2 separate regions of the Homo sapiens genome follow, and region 2 is linked to region 1. A link is an interaction called in ENCODE POLR2A ChIA-PET data of the cell type or tissue named here. Cell type or tissue: PC-9. All regions are shown on one strand. Links, peaks and the distances in the headings refer to the core of each region. The heading gives the core; the rest is flanking DNA. Region 1 overlaps CATSPER1 (cation channel sperm associated 1). Region 2 overlaps PACS1 (phosphofurin acidic cluster sorting protein 1).

What was found. Peaks named below come from ENCODE experiments on the same cell type or tissue, not always from the same donor. Only the 100,000 strongest peaks of a DNase experiment are listed, where the experiment ranks them.
Region 2: POLR2A ChIA-PET joins it to region 1 with 10 read pairs; 4 of 35 experiments call an interaction of 5 or more read pairs at or near these places.

What each region holds. Positions count from the first base shown.
Region 1 is chr11:66,015,819-66,021,185 of GRCh38, reverse strand. It overlaps CATSPER1 (cation channel sperm associated 1), which reads left to right. Exons shown (of 12, transcript NM_053054.4): 5 at 1-92; 6 at 232-375; 7 at 559-622; 8 at 797-869; 9 at 986-1,046; 10 at 2,284-2,359; 11 at 4,012-4,126; 12 at 4,270-4,434. The coding sequence ends at 4,296. Among named protein-coding and RNA genes, the nearest start is that of CST6, 6.5 kb to the right of the region's middle. In PC-9, for the core only: no CTCF peak of the experiment used is centred there; no DNase peak of the experiment used is centred there; H3K27ac peaks cover 209 bases.
Region 2 is chr11:66,079,605-66,084,974 of GRCh38, reverse strand. The region is part of intron 1 of PACS1 (phosphofurin acidic cluster sorting protein 1); the gene reads right to left. Among named protein-coding and RNA genes, the nearest start is that of PACS1, 12 kb to the right of the region's middle. RefSeq lists an enhancer at 4,463-4,512. In PC-9, for the core only: no CTCF peak of the experiment used is centred there; DNase peaks (open chromatin) are centred at 3,254 and 4,294; H3K4me3 peaks cover 790 bases; H3K27ac peaks cover 2,234 bases.

The DNA of each region.
Region 1 (5,367 bases), core at 1-5,000:
CTTCCTGACCAGCGTCCAGGAAGTGACAGGGACCCTGGGCCAGTCCTTGCCGTCCATCGCAGCCATCCTCATCCTCATGTTTACCTGCCTCTGTATCCTGGTGCTGCAGGGGCTGGGGTGGGGGCCTGAGGGGCTGCGGTGAAAGGGGTGCGGGGAGCAGGGATGGGGCAGGACGAGGGGCGCTGGGGTGGGGATAGCACTGGAGAGCTGAGTTTGGCCCTGAACAGCCAGTCCTCTTCTCCGCGGTCCTCCGGGCACTGTTCCGCAAATCTGACCCCAAGCGCTTCCAGAACATCTTCACCACCATCTTCACCCTCTTCACCTTGCTCACGCTGGATGACTGGTCCCTCATCTACATGGACAGCCGTGCCCAGGGTAGGGCAGGCCCCAGGCTGCAGGGAGGGCCGGGGATTGGCGGGGTGGACCGGCCAGGGCTCAGTGACCCCATCGGCAAAGTGGGGCTTCTGATGCCTGCATGTCCGGGTATGGGAAGGGAGCAGGTCGTGGTTGGGGGTGGCGAGCACAGCCTGACTGTGCCCTCTGGCCTGCTCCCCCTAGGCGCCTGGTACATCATTCCCATCCTCGTAATTTACATCATCATCCAGTACTTCATCTTCCTCAAGTGAGGACTCACCCCTGCTCTGCTGCCCAGCACCACCCACACTTCCTCCTCTCCCCTGGGACCCTTACCCCAGCCCTCTCACCCTGGTCATGCCACGCTGAACCCACAAGAAGTACCGGGTGCCCCTCTCCTCTGGCCTCCTCGCTGAGGGCACACCCCTGTCCCTCTCCCCAGCCTGGTGATTACTGTCCTGGTGGATAGCTTCCAGACGGCGCTGTTCAAAGGCCTTGAGAAAGCGAAGCAGGAGGTACCGAGTGGGGTGGGACAGGTGGACCAGATCAGGAAGCTGGAGGAGTGAGGCCAGGGGCCTCCAGGGTTGAGCAGGCCTGGGACTCTGGCAGATCTGAGGCCTCTTCTTCCCAGAGGGCCGCCCGGATCCAAGAGAAGCTGCTGGAAGACTCACTGACGGAGCTCAGAGCTGCAGGTATGGGCCTGGCCCGCCCTGGCCCCACCTGCCCGTCCGCAGTGGGGGCCAGTCTCTCCATCCCCCTAACCTCCTTCCACAGTCACAGAATTCCAGACTCAGTTTTAGAGTTTTAGAATTTGAGACTCAGGAGGACTTTAGTCCAGAGGACCCTAGAACAATCCTCCCAAAGCCAGTTAAACTGCTTGTCAAGTCTTTTTTTTTTTTTTTTTTTTTTTTTTGAGATGGAGTCTTGTGCTCTGTCGCACAGGCTGGAGTGCGGTGCTGCAATCTCTGCTCACTGCAACCTATGCTTCCCAGGCTCAAGCAATCCTTCCATCTCAGCCTCCTGAGTAGCTGAGACTGCAGGCATGCGCCAGCACACTCGCCTAATGTTGTTGTTTTTTTGTGTGTGTGTGTATTTTTTAGTAGAAATGGGGTTACACCAGGTTGGCCAGGCTGGTTTCAAACTGGAACTCCTGACCTCAGATGATCCTCCCACCTCAGCCTCCCAAAGTGCTGAGATTGCAGGTGTGAGCCACAACACCTGACTGTGCTTGTCAAATCTTAAAAGACCTACCTGGGGCCGGGCATGGTGGCTTACACCTGTAATCCCAGCACTTTGGGAGGCTGAGACGGGCGGATCACCTGAGGTCAGCAGTTCAAGACCAGTCTGGCCAACATGGTGAAACCCTGTCTCTACTAAAAATACAAAAATTAGCTGGGCATGGTGGTGGGCACCAGTAATCACAGCTACTCGGGAGGTTGAGGCGGGAGAATCACTTGAACCCGGGAGGCAGAGGTTGCAGTGAGCCAAGGTTGTGCCACTGCACTCCAGCCTGGGCGGCAGAGTGAGATTCCGTCTCAAAAAAAAAAGAAAAAAAAAAGTTCTAATTGGCCAGGCCTAAGTTACCTGTCCTTGAAGCTGGGGGGTGGGGCTAACTTCAGCCAGAGGACATGGACTGAAAGGGGGTATCCCTGAAGCTGGAGGTGGGGCTAACCTCAGCCAAAGGACATGGACTGAAAGGGGGTAGAAGTGATTTGTTCCTCAAGACAATTGGGGCACTTCTTCCAGAAGTGGGGTGGGTGCTAGACGGGCAAACAAAGGGAACTGCATCGTGCTGCATGCCCGGAGAAGCAACCTCCTGGAGCAGCCTGGCCAGAAACTCCATTAGCCCTTATCTTCCTGACACATGGGGTTCCTCTGCCTCCTCTCCAAATCCAGGCCTTGACCTCACCCTTCTTTCTCTACATCCAGAGCCCAAAGAGGTGGCGAGTGAAGGCACCATGCTGAAGCGGCTCATCGAGAAAAAGTTTGGGACCATGACTGAGAAGTGAGGAGACAGGAAGGGAGCGAGGCCTGGGGTCTGAGGGTGAGGCCTGGGGGCCTGGCTGGAGGGCTGGAGGGAAAGGGACATTGCCTGCCCCTCTAGAAGGGGATGGAGCGCTGAGGCTTGTGGATGAGCCTGTGGGTGCAACGAGGAGACCCTGGGTGGCTTCTGCACATCCAGAGGTGTGTGTGCCACCTGGCTAATCCCAGCAGCAGGGGTGCCACCCATTCCTTCACCCCAGAACCATCCCCAACCTTTGTCAAGTCTGGGCCCTGTGAGGGCTCCAGGGACCCAAAGAGGACACAGATTCAGCCCCTGCCCATGAGGACCCCACCTCTAAAGACCTGTGTTGGGCCATGGAGAATGAGTAGACTTCAGCCAAGTGGAGGGATAATGAGGCGGTTGGAGGAACAGCTTAGATCAAGGCCTGGAGGTCCGATGCTCAACCTCCATTCCTGTCCACTTGAGTGGCCAGCTGGGCCAGGACATCTGGGGACTCATGCTGTCCCCATGAGAAGGATCTCTGGGGAGCCAGGCCTGGGAGCACCAGGAGCCCTGCCCAAGCCTGGTAAACCCTCATGTATCTTTCTCTTTTTTTCTTTTTTCTTTTTTTTTTTTTTTTGAGACAGGGTCTCACTCTGTCACCCAGGCTGGAGTGCAGTGGCACAATCTAGGCTCACTGCAACCTCCGCCTCCTGGGTTCAAGCGATTCTCCCACCTCACCCTCCCGAGTAGCTGGGATTACAGGTGCATGTCACCACACCCAGCTATTTGTGTGTGTGTATATTTTTTTAGTAGAGACAGGGTTTCACCATGTTGGCCAGACTGGTCTGGAACTCCTGACCTCAAATGATCCACCTGCCTTGACCTCCCAAAGTGTTGGGATTACAGGCATGAGCCACCGCGCCTGGGCTCTCACTTATCTTTCAAACTCAGCTCATTGACGCTGCCTCCAGAAGTCTTTCCAGGTCGCCAGCATCAGGCGAGGTTTCCCTCCTCTGGGCCCCTCAGAACCCAATTTCATGCCTCAAAGTGTCAGCAGCTGTCTGGCTCTGAGGGCAAGCTGTCTCTCATTCATCTCCATCTCCTCGGAGTACCTTGCTGTGTTCATTGTTTCCAGTGTTCTTTGATGAATGGGTTGACAAGATGGCGGGGAGGGTGTGAATGGGACAATGGGTAATGTGGTGGGCAGATGAGTGGGTGGAGGGACAGGTGGGTGACTGACTACACAGCATGATGAAGGTGTCAATGGGTGGGTGGGGGGTGGCTACAGGGAAGAGCAGGTGGGTGGAGGGGGAGGTGAGTTGTGAGTGGCTGGAGGGCCAGATGGGTGAGTGACTGGATAAGGAGGTGGGTGGATGGATGGGTGGATGGTCGAGTGGGCGTATGGGGAGGAATGGGGCTGACAAATGGGTGGGTGGAGGGATGGGTGGTTAGGAAGATAAACAAAGCCAGAAGCCTCTGCGCTACAGGCAGACTTGGGCTCTTTCTCATATCTGGAAAAGGAGACCTCCTGGAAATGCAGGTCTGCAGTCATATAAATTTTGTGGGGAGGAGGCAGGCAAGAAGAGCCTCTGGGTGGTTCTGGGGTGCAGTAGGCCCAGCCAGCAGGTCAGCCCAGCCCCTGTCTCTGCGACCCCCCCGCCCACCCGCAGGCAGCAGGAGCTCCTGTTCCATTACCTGCAGCTGGTGGCAAGCGTGGAGCAGGAGCAGCAGAAGTTCCGCTCCCAGGCAGCCGTCATCGATGAGATTGTGGACACCACATTTGAGGTGAACCAGGCAGGAGCGGGAAGGGGCCGGCGAGGGGAACCCCAGGGGCTTGTAGCCAGAAATGGCTCCAAGTAACTCCCATGGGGATCGGGGAAGGCAAAGTCTGGCTCATTCACCCACCAGTGCCCCACTCACCCCTGCAGGCTGGAGAAGAGGACTTCAGGAATTGACCCCAGGAGGACACCAGATACAGACTTCAGCCCCTGGCAGTCTGCCCACCTGGGTGCACTGGGACGGGTCCCCAGATCTGCTGGAATGATTGTCCGGGCCCTGCAGAGCAGGGGCCCCAACAGAGTTTTTAAACCCCAGGAGGCTCCATGTCCTCACTGACTAGGCCAAGGCGCAGGGAAGGGAATTGGTGCACACACACGAACGAGTGTGTGCCCGTGTTGCATGTGAAAGGAGCTGCTCTTGGATCCCCTCCAGCCCTACCAGCGCCCGCATGCTAGCTCAGCCCAGCAGGGCATTAGCAGCAGCTGGAGGGATGAAGCAGAACGTGGGCTGAGCTCAGGTGCCGGCGGTGCCGGGAGGGCCGAGGAGGCAGTAACCCTGCTTTGGGGAGGAAGGCCCATCTGGCCCAAGAGTCAGGAGAAAAAGAATAGGCCTGAACACCCCAGGGTTACCAGGGCCTGGGGGCCCAATAGGCTCTAGGAATGGGGACTCAGAGCCCAGGAACTCAATCCTACCAGGACCCTCAGCTCCAGTAGAAGAGCACCAACCGGATGGGGATATCATGAACCCAGAGGTCGGAGGTCATTGCCATATCCTGCCCTTTCTGGGGTCAGACTCTAGAGCCCCACTGAGGGGAGGTGGAGTCGGGGCTGCTCAAGTCCTTCTGGCCTCAGGGCAAGGGGCGGGCAGGGATGTGTGGAGGACCCTGCTGCTGGGAGAGGGAAGCAGGGAATGAGGCTGAAGGCTGCGCCCCATTGCCTGCTCTAGGACTTAGATGACCTCCCCGACTGATAGCCTGAGCCTAGGCTGGATGTCCAGAGCCCCTGTCCCCATGGCTGGGGGTGACAGTGGGACACTGGCCTATGCTGGGTGCTGGAGACCTAGCACTGAGTCAAGTTCAAGCCTCGCCCTGGCCCCAGGGGTCTCTCCTTAAGTGGAGGGTTTTCCATTATCTACAACAGCCATCTCACCTCTAGTAGAGGCGAATCCAGGGTGCAGTTCAGGCCGGAGGGAGTCAGGAGCGGGAGCTGAAGGGCAATAGTTTTTTGCCAACCCTCCCATCTCTGGAC
Region 2 (5,370 bases), core at 158-5,157, 64 kb before region 1:
CCCACAGCATCACTGTGGCCTAAAGCATAAGAAGAACTCATCCAGGTTTTTAAAACAATCAGGTGCCAACCTATGGATTATTCTATCACCCAGTACATTCCCAAGAAATTTTATTTCCAATTAATTACAAATGGTAAAAGTGGAAACAAAAAAAACTCCCTCAAGAGCTCTGTTACACAGATCTCATTCTCACAGAAAGTCGCTAAGATAAAGAGACGACAATAATTATTTTTAAAGAAAACAAACAGAAAACTGACACAAAGAAGTTAAATGAACTATTGGTGTCATCCTTGAATCCTTTTGTTCTGTCACACCTCAAATCCAATCCATAGGCAAATCCTTCAGGCTTGACAATATGCCCAGACTCCCACCACTTTCTCATCTCCACCTCCACCACCCTAGTCCAAGCCAGCATCAGCTCCCACCTAGATCATCACAGCAGCCCCCTGACCGGACTCCCTGCTTCCACACACAGTGGTCAGGGGTTCTTTTAGGGTGGAAGTGACCATCATGCCTCCTCGCTGGCTCAAAAGCCCCAGTGACTTCCCATCTCACTCAAGATCAAAGCCAGAGTCCCACAATGGCCTGTGAGATCACCTGTTTTACCTCTCTGACTTTATCCATTACTCTCTCTTTAATTCACCTGGCTCCAGCCAAACTGGCCTCCTGGATGCTCTGGAACCTGCCAGTACTTCTTGTTCCCTCTACTGGGGGGCCTCATCCCATAAAATGCACCCAGCTTACCTAAATGTGTGTTCCATGTGGCCGGCTCGCTTTCTGAGGTCTTTCTAGACCACCTTGTTTAAAACCGTGACCTCTTTCCTCTGCCCACTTATCCCCATCCAGCTTTATTCTTCCCGTCCAACACACCCTAATATTTGCTCACTCACTCACTACTGCCTGCTGCCCACCCTGTCCCCAGAAGGTAAGCTCCGCAAGAGCTGGAATTTCTGTCTGTTTTGTTCACTGCTCTCTCCTCAGTATCCAAGCAGTGACTGGTCTGTAATGTGTGCTCAATAAGTATCTTTCAACTAAATGAGGAAACAGTAAAGGTATGTGCAGGAAGAGTTACAAAGACTTATCCAAACCCACATGGTGGGGTAAAGCCAAGTGAGAAATCAAACTTTAATGTCAAAGCATTTCTGGCACATGGTTTTAAAGAGACTATAGCAATTTGCTGGCTTTTTTTTTCCTCCACATTTATTATAATTGGCAGAAATATCTAAATGACAAACAAGAAAACAGAGCCACAGTCCTAAACAGTCATTCTTCTATAGCTGTTCTCTTAAGTGGATTTAAATATAATGAAGCCTCTCCACACTTGATACAAGGCATTCATTTATCAGTGTGGCTGCCTTAGAACCAGGCCCTTCTGGAGCCTAAGTAAACATATCACTTGGCCCAAGTCCAAAGCATACAAAACCAACCTTCTGCCAGATCTTAGATTTGGGAGACCATGACCCATTTCCAGCCCAAGCTTGCTTCCCCAGTGAGATGATACTTTCCTTTTTCTCCATGGAGGAAAAAGTCAACCAAAGGGATTAATGGCCAGTGTTTAATAATTACGGCCATTCTTTTTATACTTTTTTTAAAAGGAGAGATAGGACTACCTACAAGTAATAAAAACAAAGCAATAATGACATTACATGCGTTTAATGAACAATTCTCCCCACTAACGGCAAGGGCATAAACAATTTATTGCATATCTTGGTGGCAGAGAGGAAATACAATTAAATCCATTAATAGCCACAGGAGTTTTTATGTTCCCAGAGGACCTTGGTTTCCAGAGTTGCTTATTCATTTTCATCCACAGCAAAAGCAGTGCATGGGAGAGATGACAGAATGCTGTCAACTACTTTCTACATATTTTAACTCTGAGGACATAATTTCATAAACAATAGACTTAAGGCATATTACACTGCCCCATTCCATCGCCTGTGATTTAAAGTACCAAACAAAAACCTGCTTGTGAAGACAATGTAAAAGGTGGCTGATATGAGAGCTGCTGCAGTATAAATATTATACCATCATATTCATAGTTTCACTGACACTCCTCAAAGATGTGAAGGTCATGATTTCTATGAACATAGATGCTCAGACATTTTATTTTATATTTTTTGAAACAGAGTTTTGCTCTTGCTGCCCAGGCTGGAGTGCAATGGCATGATCTTGGCTCACTGCAACCTCTGCCTCTCGGGTTCAAGCGATTCTCCTGTCTCAGCCTCCCAAGTAGCTGAGATTACAGGCGACCGCCACACGCCCGGCTAATTTTTTTGTATTTTTAGTAAAGATGGAGTTTCACCATGTTGGCCAGGTAACTCCTGACCTCAGGTAATCCACCCACCTCGGCCTCCCAAAGTGCTGGGATTACAGGCGTGAGCCACAGCGCCCGGCCTGATGCGCAAACATTTTACAAACAAACATTTTATCTATCTTCATAACAAATGAGGTGTTTTTTTGTTTGTTTTTTTTTAAGGTGGCCAGACATAGTGGCTCACACCTGTAATCCCAATACTTTGCGAAGCTGAGGTGAGAGGATCACTTGAGGCCAGGGCAACATGGCAAAACCCCATCTCTATAAATAATTTAAAAATTAGCCGGGTATGGTGATGTGGACCTTTACTTGGAAGACTGAGGTTAGAGGATCACTTGAGTCCAGGAATTCGAGGCTGCAGTGAGCTATGATTGTACCACTGCACTCCAGCCTGTGGGACAGAGTAAGACTGTCTCAAAAACAAACAAACAAACAAAACCAAAAAACTAAAGAAAGCAGTTGTGCCCCATGTACCAGTCTACACTCTTCATTAAGCCCTGATGTTTACCATGAGAATCCATTCATCATTAAGATCCAGATTCAAGGAAATGTTAATCTGTGTTTTATACATTCTTAAAGAAGAACCAGAAACAAGTAAATATAATTGTAGATTTCCAACCAAAATGGAAAAATAAAGTCCTGATGCTTATTAAAGGTGAAAATTAACATACACCCAAAGATCTACATGTTTCAGGAGAGACCACAAATGTATTATCAGGTTTCTCCTGTAAAAGTAGAATGTAGTTTTTCTATGGCTTGAGACACAAAAAGGAAAACTTAAAAAGACAAGAGAAAAAAAAATTAACTACATTTAAACCCTCATTTTCCTAGGAGTTGCTCAGTTTTCACCGGTGACAAATGGCAAGCTGTAAACCGGTTCAGTTGCTCTTCTGCTGCCAAACCAGGGCTAAAGAAGTCAGCAGGTAAAACAGGGAAGCTGTCAAGTCAAGCTGGCTCAAAACAAAGCTGTGGTTTGCAGGCGGGGCCTGTACCATCTCTTCCGTTCATATAAGCTGGCAGGATGTAGAAACAGGATCCCGACCCAGCCACTGCTTCAGAGAACCAAAATATTTTGTTTTGACTTTGTAGTCTAATAAGCTTGGGGTTTGGCAGGATCTGTGCCTCAGGTGAACCCAAGACCTTGTGATGGTCCCACCGAGGAAATCTGAATATTACCCTAATTCTAGAAAGAAAGCATGTTTGTTTTGTTTGTTTTGTTTGTTTTGTTTTGGTTGGGGGGGGCAGGGAAGACGGAGAAATTAGGTTGACAAGAAAAACAGCAACAGTAATAGCTGATATTAAGTGCTTTCTATGTTGCCACACACACGATTAACATGTGTTAATAACAAAATTAACCTTATTTAATTCTGATGATAATCCTGTGAGACAGGGACTTTTCTTTTCTTTCTTTCTTTTTTCTTTTTTTTTGAGACAGGGTCTTGATCTGTCGCTCAGACTGGAGTGCAGTAGTGCGAACACAGCTCACTGAATTCTTGACTTCCTGAGCTCACACAATCCTCCAGCCTCAGCCTCCCAAGTAGCTGGGACCACAGGCGTGTGCCACCAAGCCCAGCTAATTTTTTTTTCTATTTTTTGTACAGACGGGGTCTCCCTATGTTGCCCAGGCTGGTCTCGAACTCCTGGGCTCAAGCAATCCTTCCACCTCAGCCTCCCAAATTGCTGGGGTTATAAGTATGAGCCACCACACTCAGCAGGGACAATTATTATGCCCATTTACAGATGAGAAAAGTTGAAGCATTATAGAGGTTAAAAACTTGTCCAGAGTCACTCAAATAGTAAAATCTGACCTGACTGGCTCCAGAACCCACACTCACAGCCACTATACCACACAGCCTCTCGCTGTCTATGATGGAAATTGAGCAGTGTTTTGTAATTCCAGCTGGCAAAGAATAAGGCATTAAATATTATTTGTCAGCTATGAGAACCAGACAGGGCTTGGGGGACCAAGTTTAAACACAGAAACGGCTCTGGTGTCTGGCAATCATGAGTCATGAGACAAATTCCAGCCCCGCCCACTTTTAAACTGTGTAGTCTTAAAAAAATGCCTTCACCTCACAGGGCCTCAATTTTCCCTTCTGAGAAAAGGGATCGTAGCACCTGGCTCTGGCAGTTTTGTGGCACACAGTAAATGCTCTGGTCATCAGCTTCACTGCAGCGAGCATCAGCGCAACTGTCACCTTACCAGAGGCCCTCCCTCACCAAGACAGCCTTTCCCCCCACACTCAGTTCCCCACCACACTATTCTTTGTGACCCTACTCGCTATCTGACCATTTATCACAGATATAACAATATAATTGTTCCTCATCTGTCACCCCCACCAGAAAGCACACCCCGGGAGAGAATGGACTTTGTCAGCCTGTCTGCTGCTGCTTCTCCAGAGCCTAGATCAGTGCTTGGCACACAGAAACACTCAGTAAATATTTGGTGAATGGATGAATTGTGCATAACAGATAGTCATTCAATAAACATTATAAAACACTATAGGAAAATCAGTGTCATTGATTTGACAAATGTAGTTATTGAGCATCTATAAAGTAACTAAATAAAGGAACAAGATTATTTCCAGTAATGGCGAGTAGGTGTGAAGTAGCTTTATAAACTCCCAGAAGGGGTTGGGCAGGTGAGGACAGCCTTCCAAGGTAGCAGGTCAGTGAAGAGCTGAATGATACCCAGGAGCTAGTCTCAGCGATCCAAGGATCCAGGGAAAGGGTATCACAGGTAGAGGGAACAGCAAGTGCAAAAGCCCTAAGGCGAGGGTGACCCACCGCAGGAACAAGGGGAGAACGCAAAGGTGAGGTCAAAGACATGGGAAGGGGCTGCATCGTTTAGCATCTCCTGAACCATGAAAAGGGGATCTTTTTTAAGTATGACGGAAAGTTACTGGATGGTGTCTCTTATCTTCACCCACTAGAATGCAGACTTCATGAGATCAAGGATTTTGCTTGCGGCACATATCAGCTGGTCTATAAGCTTTTGCTGAATGAATGAACTGGAAGATTATAGAGGGGGTGTGACAAGTTCTGATTTTCATTTT